Regions from separate parts of the Homo sapiens genome. Here regions 2 and 3 are each linked to region 1. Evidence: chromatin contacts called from ENCODE Hi-C or POLR2A ChIA-PET data. All regions are on one chromosome and are shown on one strand. Each heading gives the region's core, a stretch centred on a gene start or an enhancer-like site at or near the end of the contact. The rest is flanking DNA. Distances are from core to core; before and after follow the strand shown. Region 1 overlaps PDE4B (phosphodiesterase 4B). Region 2 has its middle 6.1 kb from the start of MIR101-1. Region 3 overlaps IL12RB2 (interleukin 12 receptor subunit beta 2).

What was found. A loop is a pair of places that touch in the nucleus more often than their neighbours do. ChIA-PET counts read pairs that join two places held with the same protein, here RNA polymerase II (POLR2A). Pooled maps may share reads with other maps.
Region 2: a map of naive thymus-derived CD4-positive, alpha-beta T cell shows a loop between it and region 1 (4-fold over the local background). The contact joins two enhancer-like sites. A Hi-C loop is called at or near these places in 2 of 168 maps with a recorded cell type or tissue (CD4-positive, alpha-beta memory T cell and naive thymus-derived CD4-positive, alpha-beta T cell), 2 of 37 single-sample maps with no recorded cell type and 13 of 50 pooled maps. POLR2A ChIA-PET finds 5 or more read pairs at or near these places in 1 of 52 experiments (activated CD4-positive, alpha-beta T cell).
Region 3: a map of naive thymus-derived CD4-positive, alpha-beta T cell shows a loop between it and region 1 (2.9-fold over the local background). The contact joins two enhancer-like sites. A Hi-C loop is called at or near these places in 1 of 168 maps with a recorded cell type or tissue (naive thymus-derived CD4-positive, alpha-beta T cell), 1 of 37 single-sample maps with no recorded cell type and 9 of 50 pooled maps. POLR2A ChIA-PET finds 5 or more read pairs at or near these places in 2 of 52 experiments (activated CD4-positive, alpha-beta T cell and activated T-cell).

Annotation. Positions count from the first base shown.
Region 1 is chr1:66,334,795-66,339,773 of GRCh38, forward strand. All of the region lies in intron 8 of PDE4B (phosphodiesterase 4B), which reads left to right. Among named protein-coding and RNA genes, the nearest start is that of SGIP1, 200 kb to the right of the region's middle. RefSeq lists enhancers at 2,142-2,191, 2,252-2,301. Within about 2 kb of position 1,942, at least 32 of the 41 ENCODE cell types and tissues checked have a DNase peak (open chromatin) inside an H3K27ac peak, as active enhancers do.
Region 2 is chr1:65,062,115-65,067,093 of GRCh38, forward strand. It overlaps a transcript of JAK1 not described here. Among named protein-coding and RNA genes, the nearest start is that of MIR101-1, 6.1 kb to the left of the region's middle. RefSeq lists a silencer at 4,761-4,979. Within about 2 kb of position 2,604, at least 3 of the 41 ENCODE cell types and tissues checked have a DNase peak (open chromatin) inside an H3K27ac peak, as active enhancers do.
Region 3 is chr1:67,335,660-67,340,638 of GRCh38, forward strand. It overlaps IL12RB2 (interleukin 12 receptor subunit beta 2), which reads left to right. Exons shown (of 17, transcript NM_001374259.2): 9 at 2,965-3,044. Among named protein-coding and RNA genes, the nearest start is that of IL12RB2, 30 kb to the left of the region's middle. RefSeq lists an enhancer at 3,247-3,326. Within about 2 kb of position 3,097, at least 4 of the 41 ENCODE cell types and tissues checked have a DNase peak (open chromatin) inside an H3K27ac peak, as active enhancers do.

The DNA of each region.
Region 1 (4,979 bases), core at 692-3,191:
ACCATGACACATATGATATAAGGCAATGAGGCCAGGGAGTGGTGGCTCACGCCTGTAATCCCAGCACTTTGGGAGGTCGAGGCAGCACTTTGGGATTGCTTGAGCCCAGGAGTTCGAGATAATGCAATGCAAACATTTTTGTGGCCACCAGAAAGAAATTGATCTACACCAGTTCTTTGGGAACTGAATTATCCATGGCAAAAAAAAACTATATTCCATATTCAGTTTTCAATGTTGCTGAAATTATCTGAGATTTCCATCCAAGTTGACATCTTAAAACTTTATCATGATCATCACTCCCTTTACTATGTAGTCTTATTTGGCCATATTTTGCTTACCCTTATCAACTAAGGAGCCAGTGTAAATCTCTGAGTTGCAGATCTGGAAGTGATGTGAAGAAATGTTATAGAGGGAGTGTACTTATCAGTGGTATCCACTACATTTTTGCAAAAACTCTGTGTTCCTAGTTCTGTTTCAGCTACGTGGCCACTAAGTTTTGTTTGCAATGTCTGATCTTAAGAACAGCGATAGGTGAAATTGTGTTATGCTGAGGGGTATTTGGGAATTACATAAGTGCAGTCTACATGCAACTGGTAGAGAGTTAACTGTGTTTGGTGGAGGAAAAGCAAGCATCTTTCATCTTTACTTCATCTAGGTAGGGTTGTGCTTTTTTAGTTTGTTTGTTTTCCTTAATCCTTTAAATTTTGAAGAAAACTGAGTGATTCAAATCTCCTAAAAGACTTTCTCAAATGTACTTCATAGCCTAGAGAGTTAGCTAAGAAACATCGTCCTCTGTTTGGCCCAAATTTCTCTGATCCCTTAATGCTGGCCACAGTCCAGATGGAATTCCAGAATTTTAGAGAATGGTGCTGCCAGGTAGGTTAGTCTTGTAAATTATTTTCCTCCAAGAATTACTAGAAGATGGAATAAGTTCAGCAGAAGTTTTACAAGGCAATGGTATTGTTATTTAAGATGAAAAGGATGGCTAGTGAACCTCCTGCCAGCTGCCCAAATTCGATTAGACATGTTAGAGCTAGCCGTTTTGCTTAACAACAGATTGCCTTCTTAGAATTGTTCATTAATTTTGTGTTTCAATTTTCATCACCTCCTGAATTAGAAGAATTGTCTTACACTTCAGCAAAATGCATCAGAGCATGAGTTCCTCAGTGGCAAAACAGTCAGATGTTTTGAAAACAGGATGCTTTGGCTCTCCATTATAAAAAGAGGAACGGAAAGAGAAACAGTATAGAAAGGAAGAAAGCAAATAGCCTCAGCAGGGTCCCCAGCCCAACAACGGCATAAACAGTGACCTATCTTCCTGACCTTCACTGTGGCTCAGTTCCTGACCTCGTGTCACCAAAGCCAACCAACGTCATTAGAGGAGGATAGGAGGAATGGCGCAGCTGCTGTGAGGGTGACTACAATTTCCTGTCTCCTTCCTGACAGACGCAGTCAGTAAAGTACAGGGTTGCAACAACAGTGGCTGAGGAAGGACCAACCCAGAACAATCCCAGGGAGGCGTAATTGTGACTGGCGGGGAATGGGGAGGTGTTCCTTCCCTCATTGTACTGAGAAACCTAGTCTTTCACCTAGAATTTTCAGGTGAAAAACGTCAAAAGGGTCATTCTTACCCAGAATGCTAAATGTTTTTCAAAAGATGAACATACTGTGGTATTCAGAAAAGCTATATTCAAGCAACTAGTCACTGTCTTCACTTCCCCCACAAACGCCCTCCACTGTCCTTTTCATTCTCCATTGGTTTGGCTCTGGGGCTGTTTTATATGCAGAACAAAGGTTGGGTGCTGCTGGGTGAAAATGGATATTCTGTTGTTGAAGAGTGGCCCTGTGTATTAGTACTTTTTTTTTAGAATGAAGCATTAGGACTTAGCACTTGAGTAAATGTTTGCTAAGATAGAAATGGAAGATAGATGGTCCTTCTTCTCTTAAGGCATTGTGAAGTCGGCTACAGATAACCATCATGAGGAAGTGAGTCCTCCTGGCTATGCAGGCTTATTTTTCCAGTTCTTCAGGTGCAGCCATACTACAGTACTAAACATGGAGCACAAAGGCAACTAATTGCCAGTGCTCTTGGGTTTGCAGGATAAAGTCACACTATTCTACCAGGCCCCGAGCCAGCTGGGAATTAGGCTGCATGACACTGGATGGTGATCATGACAGGCTGATTGCCCTAATGAGGGGTGAACCATTTTGTATTTAACTAAATAATCAATAACTATGGAAAATGCCAGCTCCTGCAGAACTGACAGGAAATAGATCTTACTGGCCAATGGATTCATCTTAGAACTCTGTAAGAGAGAGGGTAGACAGGCGCTCAGTCCTTGAAAGGAATATTCATGCCACTTTTGCCTAAAATGTAATGATATGATTACAGCAGTGCCGCCCTTAGCATAAGATGCATCCATTTGCTGGGCCCTGTGCTGTAATCAGAGGGCCTTAGCCTGGCCTTCCTTCTGCTGCCCTCCACCCAAGGAAGTAAGGAGTTGGCCGGGCCAAGGGAGCAGCTTTGCTCCCCTCTCTAAACTACATTTTGCATCTGCTGGACCCCCACATTCTCTGTCCAAATGGCTTTGAACCCACTTCCCGGCCACACAAGCCTCTTCCTGGGATGTGCTGCAGGCATACACACCCTTAGGCCTAAGGAGTTTAACCAAGAGGCAGCAATGAGAGGTGTGAAGAGACTTGTGTAGGAGGAACTTGGGTAAGCAGGCTGCGGTCCAGGGCTCACGACGGCTGCTCACAGGTCCCTGGAGATGGAAGGACATGGGGAAAGAGGAGGGCCAACCCATATCCAAGGAGTTCAAGAATTCTAAATTCAACCTGACCTTCCAGGCTGTTATGGAGGGATATCTGTCAAGGTAAAGGAGATAGCTCAATGTATATCTTTGTATATTTAGACTTACAGTGTGTGGCCCCACACATGTTAGAGGTGACCCTGGATTAGAGGGCAGAATAGAATTAAAATCAGTTCTGGTAGCCAGGTGGGCACTCACACATTTTTTTGGTTCAACTTTTCTCTCTTTACTGCTCAGATTTATATAGACTAAATTATGGAGGGAGCAAAATAAAGTGAAAAGAGCCTAGGAATAAGCCATGAGTTTGAGTTCTAGCCCTGCCTTTACTTAGGTATAGTAATATAGACAATAAAACTATTTGGAATCTTTCCATATTCTCTTCTATAAAACAAAATAATTGGAAAAGACCCAGCTCTTCAGTTTATTGATTGAATAATATTAGTAAACAACAGAACTACCTTTACAGGTGTATGCAAACATTGTGCTAAGCTCTTTACCTCATTCTGTAATCAATATTCACAGTAACACTTTGAAATAGGTACTGTTATTATTCCTGCTTTACAGATGAGTAAAGTGAGGCATACAAAGTTGAAATAACTTGCTTAAGGTAAATCATAGAGCCAGGATTCATATCCAGTCCATCTGACTTACCATCAATGATCCCAATGAGGCATATAAAGAAAGAAAAAAGTTTAGAGTTATTTAATAATTCTTCTAAGGGGATTTTGGATTGGTTGGTGGGTGATCTTGTTCTTTCAACTGTGGCAAGCATTATTAGTGAGGCCTAGTTCAAATTTATATTCTGTAGCTACCATACTCACAGCCTCTAGGATGGCCATTAATTGCCCTAAGCTCAGTCTTCTTGCCTGGGAAGCAGTGTAAGGGGAAAGAGCAATCGCAATTATAGAAAATGGTTATAAAGTGCTCATAAAAATGCAAATAATAGTATTAAACTAATCCATTGCCTATTTCAGATCAATTTGCTCACTTCACTATCTGTTTCTTAAAATTCTCCAACATAGCCTAAGATAAGATAGTAAAGGTCTGTTCAAAGCACTGTAGACTAACCCCAAATTCCCTTTTTCCCTGCTTCTCAAAATAAAAAGGGAAATAGAGATAAGCTATTCTTGGCCGGGCGCGGTGGCTCACGCCTGTAATCCCAGCACTTTGGGAGGCCGAGGCGGGCGGATCACAAGGTCAGGATATCGAGACCATCCCGGCTAAAACGGTGAAACCCCGTCTCTACTAAAAATACAAAAAAATTAGCCGGGCGTAGTGGCGGGCGCCTGTAGTCCCAGCTACTTGGGAGGCTGAGGCAGGAGAATGGCGTGAACCCGGGAGGCGGAGCTTGCAGTGAGCCGAGATCCCGCCACTGCACTCCAGCCTGGGCGACAGAGCGAGACTCCGTCTCAAAAAAAAAAAAAAAAAAAGAGATAAGTTATTCTTATTTTTTAATTTATATGATCATTCAAATGATTTGGGCAATTTCATTATATGCCACAACCTTTCCAAGGCATGGAACATGACCATAAAACAGAGAATTAATGCTTCAGTAATATGTAAGGGAAATTTTTGGAAGTAACATGTCCACTGTTTTCCTTGGGCATTGTCTTCAAATAAAGATGAAAGAGAAGATTAAGCTATTTATTCTTTGTCATTGTTTCAGTTACTCTTTCTATGACAAAATGGAGTTGTATTAGTGAGTATTAGTATTAGTGCAATTCAGTATTCCAAGTTCTAGTCTTCTCAAAACTTAGCAAATCAAAGAGTTTGAAAGTTATTTGGTGCTTTGTAGTAAGTTTGATTTGTAATCTGTTTTGTTTTATTCAAATAGTTCTTCATTGGTTTTAACAGAACCATTTCTTTACTCAATGGTAATCCATTTGGCCCAATCTTTCTGCCTAACTCACTTGAAAGTCCTCAAGTGAGCAAGTCTCTAAAAAACAAACAGAAATGAAGAGGACATTGCCTTTGATTGTTTTACCTCTGGCTACCTGATAAGAGAGCATAATAGTCTCAAAATCTGATAAATAAATCATTTTAAGGGGAGTATCTTTCTCCACATTGGGGAAAAAATAATAGTTATGTTTAGATTGTCAAATGTAAATGTAAATGTAGAACACTAGTCTTCAAAAATAGAATTCAACCCGTTAGCAGAATAAATGT
Region 2 (4,979 bases), core at 1,354-3,853, 1.3 Mb before region 1:
AGTCCAAAAAGGCTCCAGGAGACTAAAAATTTATAAATACATGACTGGCCCATATATTACATTATATGGGCCTCTCCCCTTCAAACATGTACTCAGCACAAATATTTTTAGTCCAACTGTATACTCCACAGTTAATTTACTTTCTGATTTTGCTCTACATCACATTTCACCACTCTCACCCCCCGGATTTTAGATTTTATGGTTTGCTCACAAGTCAGTTTTATATGCCAGCTAACTTCGGAATGATCCACCCCTGGCTAAACATCTCTAAAAACCCTGATGGTCTCCAATTAATCTATGATTGCCTTATTACTACAGCACTGCCATTTGAAAATGCTGGGTCTCAGATTTTCAAATTCCCTTAATGGACAGCTAAAGGAGCCAATACCAAAGACTTGCAATGACCTCCAATTCTACAGCCTTGGGCTGTTCCAGGAACACAATTACACTCCACTTCCCTGCAGGTTCCACCCTTCTCGAAGCTTCTATTCCTACATCTGTAAAATGAACACATTTCTACTAACTAGTAACACATGCCACAGTGGCACTGCACTCATTAAGTGCTGTGTTGTATACTGCAATTTAATTTGGTGCTGTTTATATCTTATTTCCTCAAGTCAACAGGACTCTTTCTAAAAAAGTCAGAAACTGTTTTACTCATGTCCCTTCACAACACTTAGTGGTCATTTCCACAAAATGCTAGCTCAACAGATACTTGATTGATTGATTAATTGATGAACCTCTCCATTTCTCAGGGAGCCTCTAAACAGTTATCAACAAGAGTATGTTTAATTCCAGTCTCTGTCTATATGGTCTTAGGTGAGGTGTTTGGCAGTTTGTCATCTATAAAATAAAGGGATAGCACCGAATAGCTCCTAAGTTCCTTCCAGTGCAATTTCTGAATCTCATTAGACAAAACAAAACCCAAAGACAGCACTACCTCTATTCACGTTAGCATTGTACTTTTTTTGGAGGAAAGGAGTCAGCAGCCTTGTGGGCCCAAATGCCACGAGTGGAGCCGTGATTTGGTGGGGAGGGGGACAGAAAGTAGATGAAGCAAAGAAAAAATAAATGGAAGTGAGTGACAGATGAGTAGAATCACTAAAATGCCACCAGGTGTCACAATTGTTACTTTGCCACACATTGTTTTCCGGTACCTTTTGCTATGTTCAGGATCCTTTTACAAAAGCAGCAATAGCCGGGTATGTGGGTATCCCAATTTTCCCATGACACCCCTGCTAGCCGTTCTAGAACCCTGGACTTTTACACTAATCTCCCTAATATAACAGTAATAATGTAATACTTGGGGTCCCCAATCATCACATGGAACACAGCAGTGGAAAATAGAAACACAAACATGAAATAACAATATTTCATACAGTCACCACTTTTGAAATTAATCCATGGGGCTAGGCACAGTGGCTCATGCCTGTAATCCCAGCAGTTTGGGAGGCCAAGGCGGATGGATCACCCGAGCTTAGGAGTTCAAGACCAGCCTGGCCAACGTGGGGAAACCCCATCTCTACTAAAAATACAAAAAATCTGCCGGGCGTGGTGGCACACACCTGTAGTCCCAGCTACTCTGGAGGCTGAGACAAGAGGATCGCTTGAACCTGGGAGGTGGAGGTTGCAGTGAGCCAAGATCGCGTCACTGCACTCCAGCCTGGAAGACAGAGAGAGACTCTATCTCAAAAAAAAAAAAAAAAAAAGAAAGAAAAAAAGAAAAGAAATTAATTCATAGATGAAAAGGAGTAATGCAGGCCTGAGCTGTCCAATGAAGTATATAATGCAAGCTACACATGTAATTTTTAATTCTCTAGTAGCCACACTAATAAACAGGTGGAATTAATAGCATATTCATTTAACCCAATATATCTAAAATATTATCATCTGAACATGGAATCAACATAAAATTAATGGGCTATTCTACTTTTTTTGCATTCTTTGAAATCTGAAGATTACTTTGCACTTACATATCCCAATTCTAAATTTTCATCAAAATACTTAATTTGCGTTTGGATTTCAAAACACTTAGTTTCAAAAGTAGATGCGTAAGCTCAAGTATGTTTCCAAATATAAATAAGCTTTCCAATAACTAAATCAAGTTATCAAAGTCTAAAATTAAATAAAATTTAAAATTGAGCTCTTCCTCACCCTAGCCATATTTCAGGTGGTTAATAGCCACGTGGCTAGTGGCTACCATATTAGGGCAGGTATCCTGTCTCTGTCACCTGGATTCTTTTAAACCCGAACCAGAGTAAAAGATGTTACCCCATCAACCAGAAAGTCATCTTACAGCACCCACCAAGTGCTCAAATTATACCAAGTATTTTCTGCTCCACTTCCAATCTTTAAGTTGTCAACACTTCAGTGATTATCGTTTATTAGGTAGCCCTTCCAAAAGACTGAGTATTTTAGCTCAGAGAGGAAAGCATATCTCAATTCAGGGACTGAATGGAGACACTGAGTGAGATTCAAAGACAAGAAGTTAATTTCCAAGGTAGAGGTGGAAAATCCTGACATCCTTACTTCTTTGTCCAGGGTATCAGTCACCTACAAAAGTTACAATTATTGTTTATCACAATTATTGTTTATGAGCCTCTCAACTTACATACTCACAGCAGCTGTCACTGCATCCTCAGGTTCTCTGTCTTCAAGTGCCCTCCTAGCTTCCTGAAACAACCTTCTCTATCTAGAGCAGATTCTGCAGAGAGGCCCCTCTTTAATTCATATTCTGAAACGTGCTTGTTATTGTTGACGTACAAAAACTTATGAATAATTCAATAAATGAATCTTGAACCATCCTATTTATCATTCAGTGGTCTAGGTACCCAACTCTAGAGGAAAGCTTTTCTGAAATACACGGTAAGTATCCCCCAACCCTCCCTCAAAGGAACCAATTATGAACACTATACAGTCTTCTCTCCCTTCTCACTCCCCATGTCAAAGTTCATTGTGTTCCTCCTGCAGCTGATTTAAAAGTTGATCTTTTCAAGGAGCTGGATTCCTAAGGTAGTTCTATTTTGAGCCTTCTTCCTGTTCTGAAGCTAAAGTTGGAAGGGCTTAGGTGGTGATGTCATGGAAGGGAGACTGTTGGTTTTTATAGGAGGGTCTTCTCTGGCAACTCTGGGGATGCTCAAATGGGGAAAACTCAGAGTGTTACTTTTGATCTTTTCCCCCCTCCTTCCCTTTATAGAATATCAGCTATTCCTTAGCCAGCAAGAAAACAAGTTCAAATAAGCCTGCAAACAGATTTACATATTTTACATGCTAAACATCTAATAAATGAAAAGACTGAGAAAAAGAAAAATGCCTCACTGTAAGGAACAGAGGGTGACAACCTCTTTCTCCACCCCTCTCCCCAAATATCTATCACAGAACAAGGGGCAAAGAGGAGGGGAGGGTCGACTGGTAAGCAGAATAAAGGGATTATAAAGCTAGGAGGCTTTTAGAGGGAAACGCTGTTGGAATATTCAGGACAGGAGACCCTTGGGTCCCTGCTCTTCCTCTGTGTTTTCCTCCCTTTTGGAATGGTTAGACTTGGGCTGGGTGTGTCTTCTGCTTGGGAGGCGTTTTTTTTGGCGCTGGAAAAGCAAAAGGGGCCAGGGTGGGGCCTGGGGAAAGAAAGCCAGAGACAGGCTGCTTAGGCCTGGCTCTGGGTTAAGCTTAAGGGGAAAATAAAGGGGGCTACGGAGGGACAGCAGATTCCATTAGAAGACCCAGAGGGGAATAAAAAACAGCGCACTGGCCAAAGGGGGTCACTTCTCTCTCTCCCTCAACCTAGGCCCAGGAGCTATTTGCTGGTTGGTGGGGGACAGGTCCAGAGGGAAGAGAAAATCCCAAAACATCTGCAGATCACAACTTGCCGGGGGAAAGGGGGGCTGGGGACAGACATGCCAAATTAAATCAGCAGGTGAAAGCAGCAATTTTTGGCCAATGCTGGGATTGCGGAGAGGACTAACTAAGAACCCTGGAGAGCAGGGGATTCCCTGGTTTCTCAGCTCACCTCTCCTTCAAAGCAGGGATAAGCACAGGTGTGGTCTTTCTCCAGGAAGGTGGCAGCTGGCGTGCGGGTAGCAGAGTGAGGGAAAGAATTCCTCGCACAGGAAGGCAGGGAGAAGCCCTGGGGTCAGCTGCGGCCAGGAGCCGGCGTCTCCGCCAAGTCCCCTCCCCCTTCCTGAAAACCGACCTGGACCAGCACAAATTACAGCAAAGCACCCCTCTCCCCAATAATGTTTCTAATAAAAGAAACAGACTCTCATGCCTATATTAAAAAACCACGAGCTCTAGCTGATGGAAATAAACAGGTGAGCCCGGGGAGAAGCGGGAAAACACTGGGAATGGGAGAATGAAGGGGGAGAAGGCGTTCCCGAACGTGCAGAGAAACCGAGGCTTCCCCGCCCTCCCTCCACCCTCCTCCCCTCCGGCCGGGGAGAATCTGCGTGGCAGGGTGCAAGCTAAAAATGCCACTGACGGACCCCTCTTCCCGCCCCGTGCCCGTTCTCCCTCCTACCCCAGACTCCAGCGTCCCGGCCTCGTGGTAGCGCCCGGTCCCCGGCGCCGCGCGGGGCTCGCCCTCTCTCCGGACCGCCGCCGCCGCGGGGACTCCGGTCTTCCTCTCTTCTCCCTCCCTCCTCCTCCTCCTCCGGCACCGCCGCCTCCTCCTCTTAGACTCCTCCCGCCGGATCCTTCATGTAAACAACATCCAGGCTCTATTTACAGTCGCCGCCGGACGGCAAGGGACCCACGCCAGCACCCTGGACGCGGGCGGGGGCGGGGGAAAAGCGAGTGCGCAACATTTACACACACACCCCGCCCCTCCGCGCCGCTCCCCTCCGGGGGCCGAGCCAGGCGCCCGGGGCTCCCCGCGTTGCCACTGACACCCCAGCGAGGGCCGCGCAAAACCGCGGAAATGCCCATGGGCGAGGTCGCCCCGCTACCCCTCGGGAAAAACACACGCACGCGCTAACAACAACAAA
Region 3 (4,979 bases), core at 1,847-4,346, 1.0 Mb after region 1:
ATAGTTTTATCTGTATTTGGCTAGATAACATTGAGGTTAGAACTTTTAGTGACTCTGTGACAGTTGAATGTCAAAGATTCTCCTCCCTATTAGCCCTTGTGTTGCTTTAAGCAGCAGTGATTTTACACCCCTGGTCATGAAATGTTACACTTTTTAGAGACTCATGCAGATTCAACTAATGATTTCTCTCCCATGAAGGTATACATTGCAGGTAGGCACCATTAACATTTCAGTTTACTTGCAATTTACCTTGTGAAAAGAATATAATTCTAGAATTTGATTCTTAGCTCTGTAATAATCTGTTAGGTTGTGGATTTTTAATGAGTCAGTGAGTGTCCCCTTTAGATTTCTTACCAATATGTAATTAACTGAAGACATGTACTGCTGTGGTACAAGTCAACTGGCTTTGACACTGAGCACACCCGGGTTTCCAAACCCTGATTTTACAAATGTCTGGATTATCTAGTTTGTGGAGTAGTCAGGTCTTGGTCAATGTAGTGAACTGTAATGGGAAAAGCAGGGTCTTCGGGGAAAGCAAGACCTGGGTCCAGTCCTCAGCTTTGCCATTTACCAGACCCAGGTCTTTTGTAAATCATTTAACTTTTGCCAGCCTCCTTGTCCTCAGCTGTAAAGCAGATGTAATCATATGCACCCTTGCGTTGTGTGAGGGTTAAACGAGATGATGTATATAGTGTCCGGACACCACCTGACAGTAGGTGGTTAGTGAACGTCATATCCCCTTTCCTTTGTTGCCTGTGCTTTTTTTCTTTTTGCATCTAAGCTAGCAGATAGAAGTCCCAGGTTTGATTCCTGGGCCACTCTTCATATTCCTGGAGAATTAAGAGCATTTTCAAAATGTTTTACATAAGTGTTGCTTACCTCTAAGTCCTCACTGCAAAGGTAAATACTACTGCAAAGGAGAGAAAAGAAAAGAAGTGAATGTTTAGAAAAAAACAAAAAAGAAAGTAGAGCAAGAAAGGCAGGAAAAGGAAGTAATGAAGGAGAGGATAGAACAAAAAGAAGGCCCAACTGATGGGGGATGGAAGTATCGCAGAGAAACCATTAGCTTTCTCAGAGCCAGGCACCTGCACGGTGCAGAGCCAAGGCTATGGGCTCTGGGATAAAACGGATTTGTGTTCAAAGCCTGGCATCTCTGATGATTAGTTCTGGGACCTTAAGCAAGTTCCTTAACCTTTCAGCACTTCAGTTTTCAAATGCGGGAAACAGCAAGAGCTACACTTGCTGAGCACTCACCATGTGTCAGCACGCTCCACTGAAATTCCCACTCCACCCTGTGTGATATGTGGAATTATCACCCTCATCTGACAGATGAGGGAGCTAGCCGAAGGATGTGGTTAGCATTTGTTCAAAGTCACAGAGCTGGGCTTACCCCGCAGACCTGGCTCTGAAGCTCACACTGACTACTGCAGGAGGAGGGGAGATGGAGCTGTGGATGGGCCCACACAGCACCTGCCCTCTACATGTGGGTACTTACGCTCCCTTTCTTTCTCTTTTGCTCTTCTCTTATCTCCTGTTATCCAGGTGGTGGGACTTAATTTTCTAGAAATTTCCATCTGGTTAGATGGAACTTTCTAACCTAGGAAAAAACCCCAGCGCAGCCTCCCCTCAAATACACTCTAAGTTTCACTGTTGAGGAAATTAGCTTGGTGCAGCTGAAGCCTGTTTTCAGGAGTTGTTTCTGCTGGTTCCACTCCTGGCTGTAAATCAAAACAAATCTAAGTGACTTGATGGTAGAGGAAACAAAATGACTTCACTCACTCACGTGAGCATGAACTCATGCACACACACACTCACACTTACACATACAGGAGTTGATTATTTAGTCTCTTTGCAAGTATGTTTGGTTGAAATTAAGTTGGGCCATATTTGACCATTGTCTTACAGATTGGTGGTTATTTATTTAATCAGTTCAGCCTGTGTTTTGGCATTAAATAGATAATATCACATGATTTGTTCATTCATTACTTAACAATTATTAGGAGCCTATTATATTCTAAGTGCTGCGCTGGGTATGTGGCATATTAAATGAGATAGGACTTCCCTTTAAGTACATCATTGTCTAATGATCACACACCAAATAATTGTACTATACCATGATAAGTCTAGGAATGGAGATGAACACAAGGTTTGTCATTTATATTAGTGTATTTTTACAAGACCAAAAAGTGTTTTTCTATATGAGTTGTATCTTCTCTGTTGAGAATTCTTTCTGCATTCTAGTAAAAAAAAAAAAAAAAGAAAAGAAAAGAAAAGAAAAGAACCACATATACTTTATTTTTATTTTTTTGCTCTGTCTTATGGTGCTAAAGCCACATGTACTTTCCTTGGGTTATTTTAATAACACATGTTTTAAGAGTAAGTTAAGGCCGGGTGCAGTGGCTCATGCCTATGTAATCCCGGCACTTTGGGAGGCCAAGGTGGGTGGATCTCTTGAGCTCAGGAGTTCAAGACCAGCCGGGGCAACATGATGAAAGCCTGTCTGTATAAAAAATACAGAAATTAGCCAGGCGTGGTGGTACGCACCTGTAGTCCCAGCTATGTGGGAGGCTGAGGCAGGAGGATTGCTTGAGCCTGGGAGGTGGAGGTTGCAGTGAGCTGAGATCGTGCCACTGCATCACTGCATTCCAGCCGAGGCAACAGAGCAAGATCCTGTCTCAAAAAAAAAAAAAAAAAAAAAAAAAAAAAAAAAAAAAGTAAGTTAAGAAACAAATTCCTCATCATTTTTTTTTAAATTTGTTTTTAAGGTAACCTTGTTTTTCTGACTTTTTGGCCAAAGATATATATGTTCATTGTTAAACAAGAAAAAGAAAAAATACTGGGACACACACAAATAATTGAAGTTATCCTCTAATTCTACTCTTCCAGAATTGTTTACTGAATGACCAGTTAACTTTCAAAGTAGTAAATATATGAAAATATGTCTTTTTTTCTCCTTTGAAACAGAGCCTACTGGGATGTTAGATGTCTGGTACATGAAACGGCACATTGACTACAGTAGACAACAGATTTCTCTTTTCTGGAAGGTGAGTTTTAAGCGTCAACTTAAAACTCAAGGGAATAAAACTGAAGGCAGAAAAAGACCTATTTGCATAGTGGCTTTTATATGAAGCTTCAATGATTTTGCTAGAGCTCATTTTCTCACATTCATGACACACCACAGTGTCATGTGCCTTTGGTGGATAGGGGTGAGAGCTGAGTTCCTTCTTCCACACAGTCACATCGTTTCAATCCCACTTCCTATAAGATCAAGGTCTTTTTCCATCCCTGGCATTTCCACCCTCTGACCCCAACTACTTCATCTCTTCTGACTGTTGTCCCCTTTCTGCCCACCCCCACCTCTCCTACATAAATATGCCCAGCAGTAACCATGTCACTTCACTTATTCACTCTTTGGGAAACAAAAGATGAAAAAGCTGTGGATGTGGATATTTAATAATGTTTGTTAAGTCATTGAAGAGGGAGAAGGAGGAAAGAAAGCTGCTCTACTTTAGGAATAGTAATAGTGGTAGAAAATAATACAAACAGGCCAGGTGCAGTGGCTCACGCCTGTAATCCCAGCACTTTGGGAGGCCAAGGCAGGCGGATCACTTGAGGTCAGGGGTTAGAGACCAGCCTGGCCAGCATGGTGAAACCCCGTCTCTACTGAAAATACAAAAATTAGCCGGGCATGGTGGCATGCGCCTGTAATCCCAGCTACTGGGGAGGCTGAGGCACGAGAATCACTTGAACCCGGGAGGCAGGGGTTGCAGTGAGCCAAGATCATGCCACTGCACTCGAGCTTGGGTGACAGAGTGAGACTACGTTTCAAAAAAAAAAAAAAAAGAAAATCATACAAACAGGAATAGAAAGCAGCCCTTCCTCAGGAATGGTAATAAAACAGTAGTAAATTAGACAACTTTCCAGAAAACAGTGAAGCCTGACATTATCATAGAATGCGAAAGTTTCACAAAGCACTGAAAGCTGGCATTACCATTTTATTTAATCCTCACAAAAATCCCCTGAGGTAAGTACTGGTACGCCCACTTACCAGTGAATGAGAAAACGAATGAATGAGTGAATGAAAAAACGAGTATCAGAGAGAGGAAAGAGAGGAAGTTCTTGCCCAAAGTCACCCAGCTACTGAGCACAGACCTGAGACTGAAACCTTATCCAGAACTGCTGCATCGTGACTCATCTTTGTTGAAGGAAAATGCTGTGCGATTCGAATTGAGCTACTGATTGGCATGCTCATAAGAGGTTTCCTGGTGAACTGCACTCTTTATTTCTCAGGACTCACATCCTCTTCACTACACCTCTTCCAGTTGAGGATAGAAAGTTTTGGAATTATGAATCTGAATGAGCACAAAACCAGAAGAGTAAGAATAACAATTATAAAGTCCTCTGATGGGGTTCACATGATGGGTTTTGATCATTGCACACTTCTTCAGTTTTAAGAAATGAGTGATTTCTTCTTCTTTCTCCTCCCTGTCTCTCTCACACACACATAAAACGTCTGGTATAAGAAGAGACTACTATAAATAGCCTGGTGAATCATGATCAGGCTCTTCACTTTGAAACTAACACTGCAGCTCAAAATTTATTTTAAAATGAATCTACTTTCAATAGCAAGACAATTCTCAAAGCAGGACATTTAGAACAGCCATAATTTGTGAATATTATAGAAGAACCCAGCCTAATTATTTCCTTTTCACGAGCAAGTGACTGGTTAAAACCAAAATTCCTCCTCTCATGTAAAGGTTTCTCCTCCAAAAATGTCCTCAACAGTGATCTGGAAAGATATGCTACGTGTTAATCTATTCCACGCCTCTCAACTCAAGGGTTTCTCTCAGTAGAATGAGGGTAATGATACAGGTATCTGCAAAGCTGACAAGACCATTGTGGGGATCAGCAAATGAGAGGACACAAATGTAAAAATCACAAGGGCCACCAGTGTAAAATTCAGCAGTGCTGCATGATGC